Regions from separate parts of the Homo sapiens genome. Here region 2 is linked to region 1. The links are chromatin contacts, found by Hi-C in ENCODE. All regions are on one chromosome and are shown on one strand. Each heading gives the region's core, a stretch centred on a gene start or an enhancer-like site at or near the end of the contact. The rest is flanking DNA. Distances are from core to core; before and after follow the strand shown. Region 1 holds the start of LPIN2-AS2 (LPIN2 antisense RNA 2). Region 2 overlaps DLGAP1 (DLG associated protein 1).

What was found. A loop is a pair of places that touch in the nucleus more often than their neighbours do. Pooled maps may share reads with other maps.
Region 2: a map with no recorded cell type shows a loop between it and region 1 (3-fold over the local background). The contact joins the enhancer-like site here to the promoter of LPIN2-AS2 in region 1. A Hi-C loop is called at or near these places in 3 of 37 single-sample maps with no recorded cell type and 2 of 50 pooled maps.

Annotation. Positions count from the first base shown.
Region 1 is chr18:2,964,067-2,969,074 of GRCh38, reverse strand. LPIN2-AS2 (LPIN2 antisense RNA 2) reads right to left here and starts at 2,075. Exons shown (of 3, transcript XR_001753322.2): 1 at 2,033-2,075; 2 at 1,406-1,503. All of the region lies in intron 1 of LPIN2 (lipin 2), which reads left to right.
Region 2 is chr18:3,523,872-3,528,255 of GRCh38, reverse strand. The region is part of intron 10 of DLGAP1 (DLG associated protein 1); the gene reads left to right. Among named protein-coding and RNA genes, the nearest start is that of GAPLINC, 60 kb to the right of the region's middle. RefSeq lists a silencer at 1,291-1,585 and an enhancer at 1,349-2,093. Within about 2 kb of position 1,480, at least 5 of the 41 ENCODE cell types and tissues checked have a DNase peak (open chromatin) inside an H3K27ac peak, as active enhancers do.

The DNA of each region.
Region 1 (5,008 bases), core at 826-3,325:
TTCTTTAAGTTCAACCTTGATAGGAAGTTCCCCACCAGGTCTACTCTTTTTATTTCCATATCTCTAAGTTGGTTCATGCAACAGTCATCAAGACTAACTGATTCTCAGCTCCCTGTGTGTGTCTCTTCTACCATAGAGCTGTGCAGTCTCTTGCCTGAATTTGTTGTGGTGACTTCTGGAGTAGTCTCTCTGCCTTTAGCTACCTCTTCTCTAGTTCATCCTCCCCCTGTGACCTAATCCTGTCGCTTCCCTGAACAGAAGAAGCACTGATTGCACCCATTGCCCACATGATAAACTTGCACAGGGTCAAAGGCCTTGTGGCATCTCACTCTTGTCCCTCAAACTTAGCACACTTTCCCATAAGCTGTTCTCTCTGCCTGGGACTGCCCACTGGGAACCTTCCTTCCTTAATCTGTTCAGCCCTTTACACATACTTGCACTTCTAGAACAAATATTTTCTGCTGCTTGAAGCCTTACCTAACTCTCCCAAGTAGATTTTTTCTCTTTTTGTTCTCTAGTCTTCCTAACAGTCTCCCAAATAGCATTATCATAAGGGATTATATAAGACAGTATTTGTTATATCTCTTTCAAGAACCAAGGTCCTCTGAGAGAGGATGAGGGCAGAATTTTGTTTATCTTCATAAGGACTTACTGTAGTGACTGGCATGAAATAGGTGCTTAATTTTGACTGTGTGAAAACTGAACTGTACCAGAAACAGGCCAGTATAATGGGCATCTTTTTTTGTGATTGTTTCTGAGTTAAACCTGTAGGAGGATTACATCGAGAGGCCTTTCCCGGGTAAGGCTTCTTCCAGATTTCCTTTTTCATTGTGATGAAAAAGCTGTCTGGATACTCGGTGTATTCAGGAAGTTTGCTGGGAGGCACTGGGTTTTCGTTTACAGAGTCTGTACAGGGACTAAATCGTCCTAGAAATGAAGGAGAACACTTTGACCAGTCGCCCTACACTGCTGGGGCAGCAGGAGACCCGCTGTGTTCTTGAGGAGACATTTGGGGCTCTTTCTCCACTGAAGGTCTAGGAGCGGTGAGTGTTAGAGGCTCAGCTGTCAGCACTTCTCATGGGCCATCTTAGCTTCAGGAAGACCGCATGGGCTTTAATGAACCATCTGTTTTGTGCTCCTGGGGGGTAGGCCAGGTTGTTCTTGTGCGGCTGCTATTTTCTATTTCTTGTTTTATAAAGTGAGAATTTAAAGATAGCTAATATAAAATAATACAAAACTAAAGAAACAAATTGGCATTCTACTATGACGGGGAAAAGAAATAACCAGGAAGTACAAAGTAAGGCATTTGCTTGAATTTAAATGTCTGAGAACAGCTTCCCTCGGAAAGGCTGGATTCCCCGTCAGGGCTTGGCGTCGGGAGTCTGTGGCCCTGCTTTCAACTTACCCTAGACTGCGCTGTGTTGTATACTCTTCCTTTCTTCTGTCTAGCTAAGTTGTAACCTCCTTTCGTTCTTTGTAATCCCTTAGCATCTGGTGGGCACACTGTAAATGTTTTGTAAAATGTTGACTCAGTTAAGCACCTACACGATGTGGGCAAGCCCCTGGGGGACTGTCACCCCCTGCCCTCCCTGACCGGGGAGAAGCTTGCGGCAGCTGCTGCGTGGGTACCTTTGCGTTTCATCACTTACTTTTGGGGGGAAGTTTTTACCATCCAGAATCCCCCCCAGATTCATATTGGCCACCTCTAGGTTACTCTGGGATTCTTTGAGAAAACCATAGGGATTTAGTATAACCTGAGTTCAGCCCTCAGATTTTTTTTGCCCTCAGGGACACCACATGACCTTGAGACCCAATGATTTAAGCCATGGGTCAGAGGTAGTGGAGAAAGTTGGGACCCTGAGTATAGGTAGAACTGGGTTCTAGTGAATAGTAGACACCTCTTATCTCAATCTCAAATTTAAAATGAAATTAATAATGCCTGCTAGCATAACCCACATTCTCTTTTTGAAAATCAAATGAGGTATGTTTGAGGAAGTTCTTGAAAAATATTACATGCTAATCAAATGCAAACCGTAATCATGGGTGTCCTGAAGGAGTTTGGTCCAGGAGCACAGGGGCAAGCTGGAATGTTTACCTACATCCTAGGTAACAGTGTCCTGTTGTCTATTTCCTGAAGCATCTGGTGTCTCTCTTCCCTCCTAGCATACTCCTCATGTCCATGAGCAGAAAGTTAGCTGCAATGGCATGTTCTTTGGTAAAAGCTGTTTTAACCTCTGTCCGTAAGCCTCATGACATGTGGCGCTCCCAGGAGTCTGCTTTGTAACACTGGACCATGGTCCAGCGGGAGGGTTAATAGTAGTGGTGTGAGGAGACTTGGAGGGTAAGTATGGCTTCTTTGGATTCCCTGTAATCATTTCATCTTTAAGTAGTCAAGTCGCATTAAGTAAAAATGATACTCAGATTGCTGAAAGCAGCCCACTTGCAGTAAGAAATCTGGAGGCTTCATGAAGGCTTTTATCATGTTTACTTAGAGCATTTCTGTTACTTAGAGATGCAATTAAGGGCTTAGGTTCTAGGCTCATACTTGAGTTTGAATATTAACTCTGCCACTTAATAGTGTGCTGACCTTGGATATTTCTGAACCCGAGTTTCCACATATAAATGGGAATACCAAATCCATGGGTATCTGTGAAGACTACATGAGATAACATACAGGTTAACATAGCACTTGACACATGAGAGACGTGTAACAAGTTTAGTTGTGTGTTCGTTGGTAGTAGTACTAACAATACTAGTACCGATTAGATATTTGGAGATAAACTTAAGAAACAGATTTTGAAACACTTAAAATAGTGGTTTAGAATGTATCCATTTTGAGGCCAGTCGTGGTGGCTCACACTTGTAATCTCAACATTTCGGGAAGCCAAGGCAGGTGGATTGCTTGAGCCCAGGAGTTCAAGACCAACCTGGGCAACATGGCAAAACCCCGTCTCTACAAAAAAATACAAGAATTAGCTGGGCATGGTAGCACATTCCTGTAGTCCCAGCTTCTCCGGAGGCCAAGGTGGGAGCATCGCTTGAGCCCAGGAGGCTGAGGTTACAGTGAGCAGAGATCGCACCATTGCAGTCCAGCCTGGGCAACACAGTGAAACCCTGTCTCAAAATGAAAATAAAAGTAAATAGAATGTGTCCATTTTGTGCTGATAATTTATGAATTTTTTTTATTGTTTTTAAACTACCTTTTATCTCTGATTACTCTTTTCCTTAACAAAAGTTATTTTTGATTGAACACATCAAATAATTGAAATAATTTTAAGCAGTTTTTGTAGGAGGGGGATTGGTATTTGAACCTATTTACTGATGCTTTTTTTTTTTTTTTTTTGAGATTGGGAGTCTCACTCTGTCACCCAGGCTGGAGTGCAGTGGCACGATCTCAGCTCACTGCAACCTCTGCCTCCCGGGTTCAAGCGATTCTCCTGCCTCAGCCTCCCGAGTAGCTGGGGCTACAGGCATGTGTCACGATACAGGCCAATTTTTTTGTATTTTTAGTAGAGATGGGGTTTCACCATATTGGCCAGGCTGGTCTTGAACTCCTGACCTCAAGTGATCTACCTGCCTCGGCCTCCCAAAGTGCTGGGATTACAGGCGTGAGCCACCGCGCCTGGCCCATTTTATTTATAAATCCATACTCCATATAGTGATTATTCATTTTAGTTTCTTTGATGCTCAGCAAAAGATGCTAAGCTGATCTTCAAACTTTTGGTGAATAACGAAATCTTGAAAGCTACCATTCATTCCAGTGTGTGTCCTTTTATACCTTAAAATATTTGATAAGAAAAATATGATAGTGGGCACTGTCAAATTTTATGCATGAAGGACTAATTTGGCGTATTGAATTTTATATGCGAAGGGCCATTTGGTCTCTAATAAGTATTGTAGTTGCTTATTTTCTACTGCTTTTTTTTTTCTTCACTTTTTTATTTGAGTAATCAATAAGTACTTCTTTTCCTTCGGAGCTCCCAATACTTAATCTAGCCCATGGGAAGGTACCTAGGCCTAAACAGCACACTGTATATTACATACACTGTGTAGCAGTCAGGCCACATCTGAGCCATTGTGTCTAGCTGTCTTTAAATATCGTTTTTAAAGATGGACATAAATAATTGTCATAAGAGTCAGAGTAGACCCAATCAGTTCACATATTTTAAGGAACAAGAATGCTTAGCCTAGAATAGAAGAGACTCTGATAAATTCTTTGGTGTGTTGTGGTTTCATTTGGAAGAGCGTGGTAATATTCAGTGTGATTTCTAGTGGACATAATAGTTCTCTGACATTTTTATGGACTTCTTGGTAAAGTAGTGAGTCTCTGTCAACTGTAACGATCCCAAAACTGAAATGCAGCATAGCATGCGATGTTTAAGAAGAGACTTGTCTTAGTCAGCTTGGGGTACTGCAGCAGAATACCATAGATGGTATTTGGCTTAAACAACAGACATTTATTTCTTACCATTCTCACAGATCAAAGTGCCAGCCGATTGGGCTCTCTTCCTGGTTTGCAGACTTCTTGCTGTATTCTCACGAGGAAAGGAAAGAGAGCGTGGTCTGGGTCTCTTTCTCCTCTTAGAAGGACACTAATCCATCACATGGAGGCTCCACCCATGTGACCTCATCTAAACCTAATTACTTCCCAAAGGCCCTGTCTCCAAATACCATCACATTGGGCGTCAGGGCTTCAATATATGAATTTGGTGGTGGTGGGGGACAGAGGGAGGTCATAGATATTACTTAACTTTTCTAACCCTCATTTCTTTTTTTTTTTTTTTTTTTTTTTGAGACGGAGTCTTGCTCTGTCACCCAGGCTTGAGTGCAGTGGTGTGATCTCGGCTCACTGCACCCTCCGCTTCCCAGGTTCAAGTGATTCTCCTGCCTCAGCCTCCCAAGTAGCTGGGACTACAGGCGCACGCCATCACGCCCGGCTAATTTTTTGTATTTTTAGTAAAGACGGGCCTTCACCGTGTTGGCCAGGCTGGTCTTGAACTCCTGACTT
Region 2 (4,384 bases), core at 231-2,730, 560 kb before region 1:
CACCAGAAAAATAGCTTCGATAAATGGGTCAAGTACAGATACCTCTATCCCTTGGCCAAGCCAAGGGATGTTTCAGACCTGCAGAAGGAGGGCCTCTCTTCAGGGTGCCTGACAAACGTGGTGCCATAACAAAATCCCCCCAGGAGATCTGGTCTTGAAGTCATCATGAAAAGATAAATAGGATAGAGGGAAAAAACGGAAGATTCTAATCACGCAATTTATTTTGTGGGGTACCAGAATTATCCCAATTTTTAAATATTTTAAAATGTTTGGTGAATGTACATAATGCCTCCGAATGGTACACTTCACTGTGGTTAAAATGGCAAATCTTATGTCTATTTTATCACAATTTTAAAATACCCCCACTGGGCGTGGTGGCTCCTGCCTGTAATCCCAGAACTTTGGGAGGCCATGCCATGAGGATCGCTTGAGCCCAGGAGTCCAAGATTGGCCTGGGCAACAGAGACCCTATCTCTACAAAAATATATATTTTTTTAATTAGGCAGGCTTGGTGGCATGCACCTGTGGTCCCAGCTACTCATGAGGCTGAGGTGAGAGCATTGCTTGAGCCCAGGAGGTCGAGGCTACAGTGAGCCGTGATCGTGCCACTGCACTCCAGCCTGGGAGACAGAGGGAGACTCTGTCTCAAACAAACAAAAAACAACAAACACAAAACAAAACAAAAAAAACTAAAAAAACAAAAACTCAGAAATAGGCAGCAGCAGCTAAAGATAAGCAGAACAACCATGTTCATGTTCATATTCATGTAAGAATGTATTTTGTTAATTGACTCCCTGAATTCAAAATACAGTGCATCCATGGCAAAAAAAAAAAAAAAAAAAAAAGTTTGGAAAATAACCTGTTTACTCACTGGAAATTTGAGGTTCAGATATTGCATGTGGGGTAGTTGTAATCATCTTTCTCTATTAGAGAGTTGAAGAAGAAAGAGTCTATCTAATTTTAAATAGTTATTTAGTTATTAATTATTTTGTGATGTCATTATGCTAATTGTGACAGCTGCTTTTGGCCTCACAGGGCTGGAAAACACCTTCCTAGTTCACCTGAAACTGACTAAATGTGGGTAACAAAAGGCAGACCGAAAACAAGCATTTGGAGTAGCCAGGAGCCTCAAGCTATCTTTTGAACAGTGTAACTATACATTCTTTGGGTGCCTGGAGTTACTGTTTTCCCTGATAAATGCAAAGCAGAGCAAAGACTTTAGTTCTTGTTTTAAACCTTCAACCCCAACCGTCGACAGTACCTTTTTTTTTTTGGCTTGATAATAAAATAATGAAACTGCAGTGAGTGAGGTTTCCTCCAAGCCAAGACAGCTGACAGAATGCTTGTTCCCGCAGCACTTGAAGTAAAATGATACGAGCTCTTCTCAGACAATGAAGCCCTTGTGTGAAACAGCTGTCTCAGGGAGATGGCTCAGTGCTATTTGACAGTGGCTTGTATGTTACATAGATACGTCTGGTATTATCTAACCGGGGATGAAACGACCAGATGGAGCTGAATGCCTCCAACTAGGAATGCAGTCTACCACTGTGGGGAAAGAACATAGGCTCAGGTTTCAATGGCCCTAAGATGAAATACCGGTGATTGTACTTCTAAATCTGTCTTTGCCTTCTGAATTGTAGACAACAAATACGTGGAATTTTCAGGCTTTATCTGAAACAAACTGATAAACCTAGAGCATGTGCCGGAGGCAGATTAATTCTTCCACTTTAATTTTGCCTGGTAATAGCATCCAAGCTAGTGAAACTTGGCCTTCAGTCCCCTAGAAGGCTTGGGACCCTTGGCAGCGAATGCGGGGCTGGTAATGACACCTGAAATGGGGTTTGCCTGGTTTCAGGTTTGGTTACGGAAACTGTGCACAGTCATTGTGATGGTCTATCGGTGCCATCACCCAGGGTTTATCCGCCTGGGATTGCCTCTGCTGTGTCTCTGCGGCCTGTGAAACAGTGGGTGGCAGACAAAGCTGTATCTGTGAGTTCTGCAATTCATCTGCCTCCAGCCCGTGTGTGTTTCTAAGTGGGGAGCAATGGCTGCATTCTAGCCTAGCTCCTTTCTGTTTTATTCTCATCTAACTCTTGCAATGAACCCTCAAAAGGTCCCTCCCACTCCACCACACACACAGACACACATACTTGCATGTCTCTTTTTGTAAGCTCCAGACAACCTGAAATTAGTGACCGCAGAGGAAGTGGCAGTAATGAAAAGGAAATCGGCTGTAATGTGCCATATGTTTAACCTTGAGAATGCTCCATTCATGCCGCTTTGCACAGCGCTGGTGCCAGAAGGCCATTAGACACCATCCTTTTGTGGATGTGCTTCTTGAGGGTGGTGTCTCCCAGCTCAGGAGGGCACGAAAGCATGAAGAGGTGAAGTGATGTGGTTAATTGGGGGCAGAACTGGGCCTGGAAACAGATCTGTTCCTAGGCCAGTGGTGTTTCTGTCATTCCAGAGATGGCAAAGAGAGGGACTGGCTCACGGAGCAAGACCTCCTATCATTTTCTCCAATAACTGTTTCTGTGAAATATAAATGCAATGGACTGGTGGGGCGCAGTGGCTCATGCCTATAATCCCAGCACTTTGGGAGGCCGAGGCAGGCAGATCACGAGGTCAGGAGTTGGAGACCAGCCTGGCCAACATGGTTGAAACTCCGTCTCTACTAAAAATACAAAAATTAGCTGGGCTTGGTGGTGCATGCATGTAATCCCAGCTACTCGGGAGGCTGAGGAAGGAGAACTGCTTGAACCCAGGAGGTGGAGGTTGCAGTGAGCCGAGATCACGCCACTGCACTCCAGCCTGGGTGACAGAGCAAAACTCCATGTCGAAAATAAATTAAAAAATAAATGCAATAAATGCAATGGACTTCAAATAAAATATACAGTTTTTTTCATTTAGATTACCTAGGGAAATAGAAACTAATTTCATTTCATCCAACTTTCAAAGGCTCAAAACTGTCTTTATCTATATGATGTATATGATGCTACCATTTCGTGGCTGATATAAGTCAAGATATTGATCCAAAGAATGACCATCTTCTACGAGTAAGGCTCCTGGAGGGGTTGGAACTGGGAAAAAAAAATTAAAATTAGCTGAGTTTTTGAAAAACTTGCTCTTTAAAAACAAAATAATGTTGTTGATTTTTTTTTTTTTCCCCCAGAACACTGTGGAAACTCTGGTGTTAGTCTATGGGAAAACTTCTACTAGAGAATCCATTCTTTATTCATTAGCCACCAAGTTTCAGCTAAAAACAAAACAAAACAAAAAAAGCACTGTTGTGCAATGCAGATCAGCAACTGCCAGTCAGGAATGAAACAGATCCACGTTTTCTATGGAGACGTTTTGTTGATGGCAGCTCCGGATCACAAGTGTGTCTGAGAAGCAGCTGCTGGGCAGTAGGTTGGGGAAATTTTTGCCGCAAGGACACACTCGTAAATGAGAATGTCTCCACATGGATAATCCCAATGCCATGAAATCACACAGACTCAGAATGACAAATCCACATGACTTTCATTTATTTATTTATTGAGACAGGGTCTCACAATGTTACCCAGTCTGGTCTTGAACTCCTAGGTTCAAGCGATCTGCCTGCCTCAGCCACTCAAAGTGCTGGGATTATAGGCAAGAGCCACTGTGCCTACCTGACTCGATATTTTTGAAATAAATTTTGTGTATATTTGAGGTTTATATGCTATTGAATACAGATAGAAAGTAAGTTGGTGACTATTATGAAGCAAATTAACATATCTGTCATCTCACATAGTTACTTTTTTTGTGAAAGAGCAGCTAAAGTCTACTTATTCCACAAGACGCCCTAATACAAGATAATTTTACTTAGCATAAGGTCCTCCAGTCCATCTATGTTGTGGCAAATGGCAGGAGCTCCTTCTTTTTTAGGGCTGAATAATATTCACTATATATATGTGGTATATATATACCACAATTTCTTTCTTTCTTTTTTTTTTAATTGAAACAAGGTCTCACTTTGTCACCAAGGCTGGAGTGCAGTGGTGTGATGATAGCTTACTGCAGACTTAACTGCCCAGGCTCAATCAGTTCTCCCACCTCAGTCTCCTGAGTAGCTGGGACCACAGATGTGTGCCATCAGACCCAACTAATTTTTTAAAAATTCTTATTTGTGGATACAAGATCTCACTATGTTGCCTGGGCTGGTCTTGAACACCTGGGCTCAAACATTCTTCCTGCCTTGGCCTCCAAAAATGCTGGGATTACAGAGAAGAGCAAATGCACCTGGCCTGTTGTTATGTTTCCTTTAGAGAAATGTCTGTTCAGATCTTTTGCCCATTTTTGTTTCTTCTGGTTTTGTTTGTTTGTTTTTGTTTTGTCTTGTTCAAACCCTGTGTCAAGGACC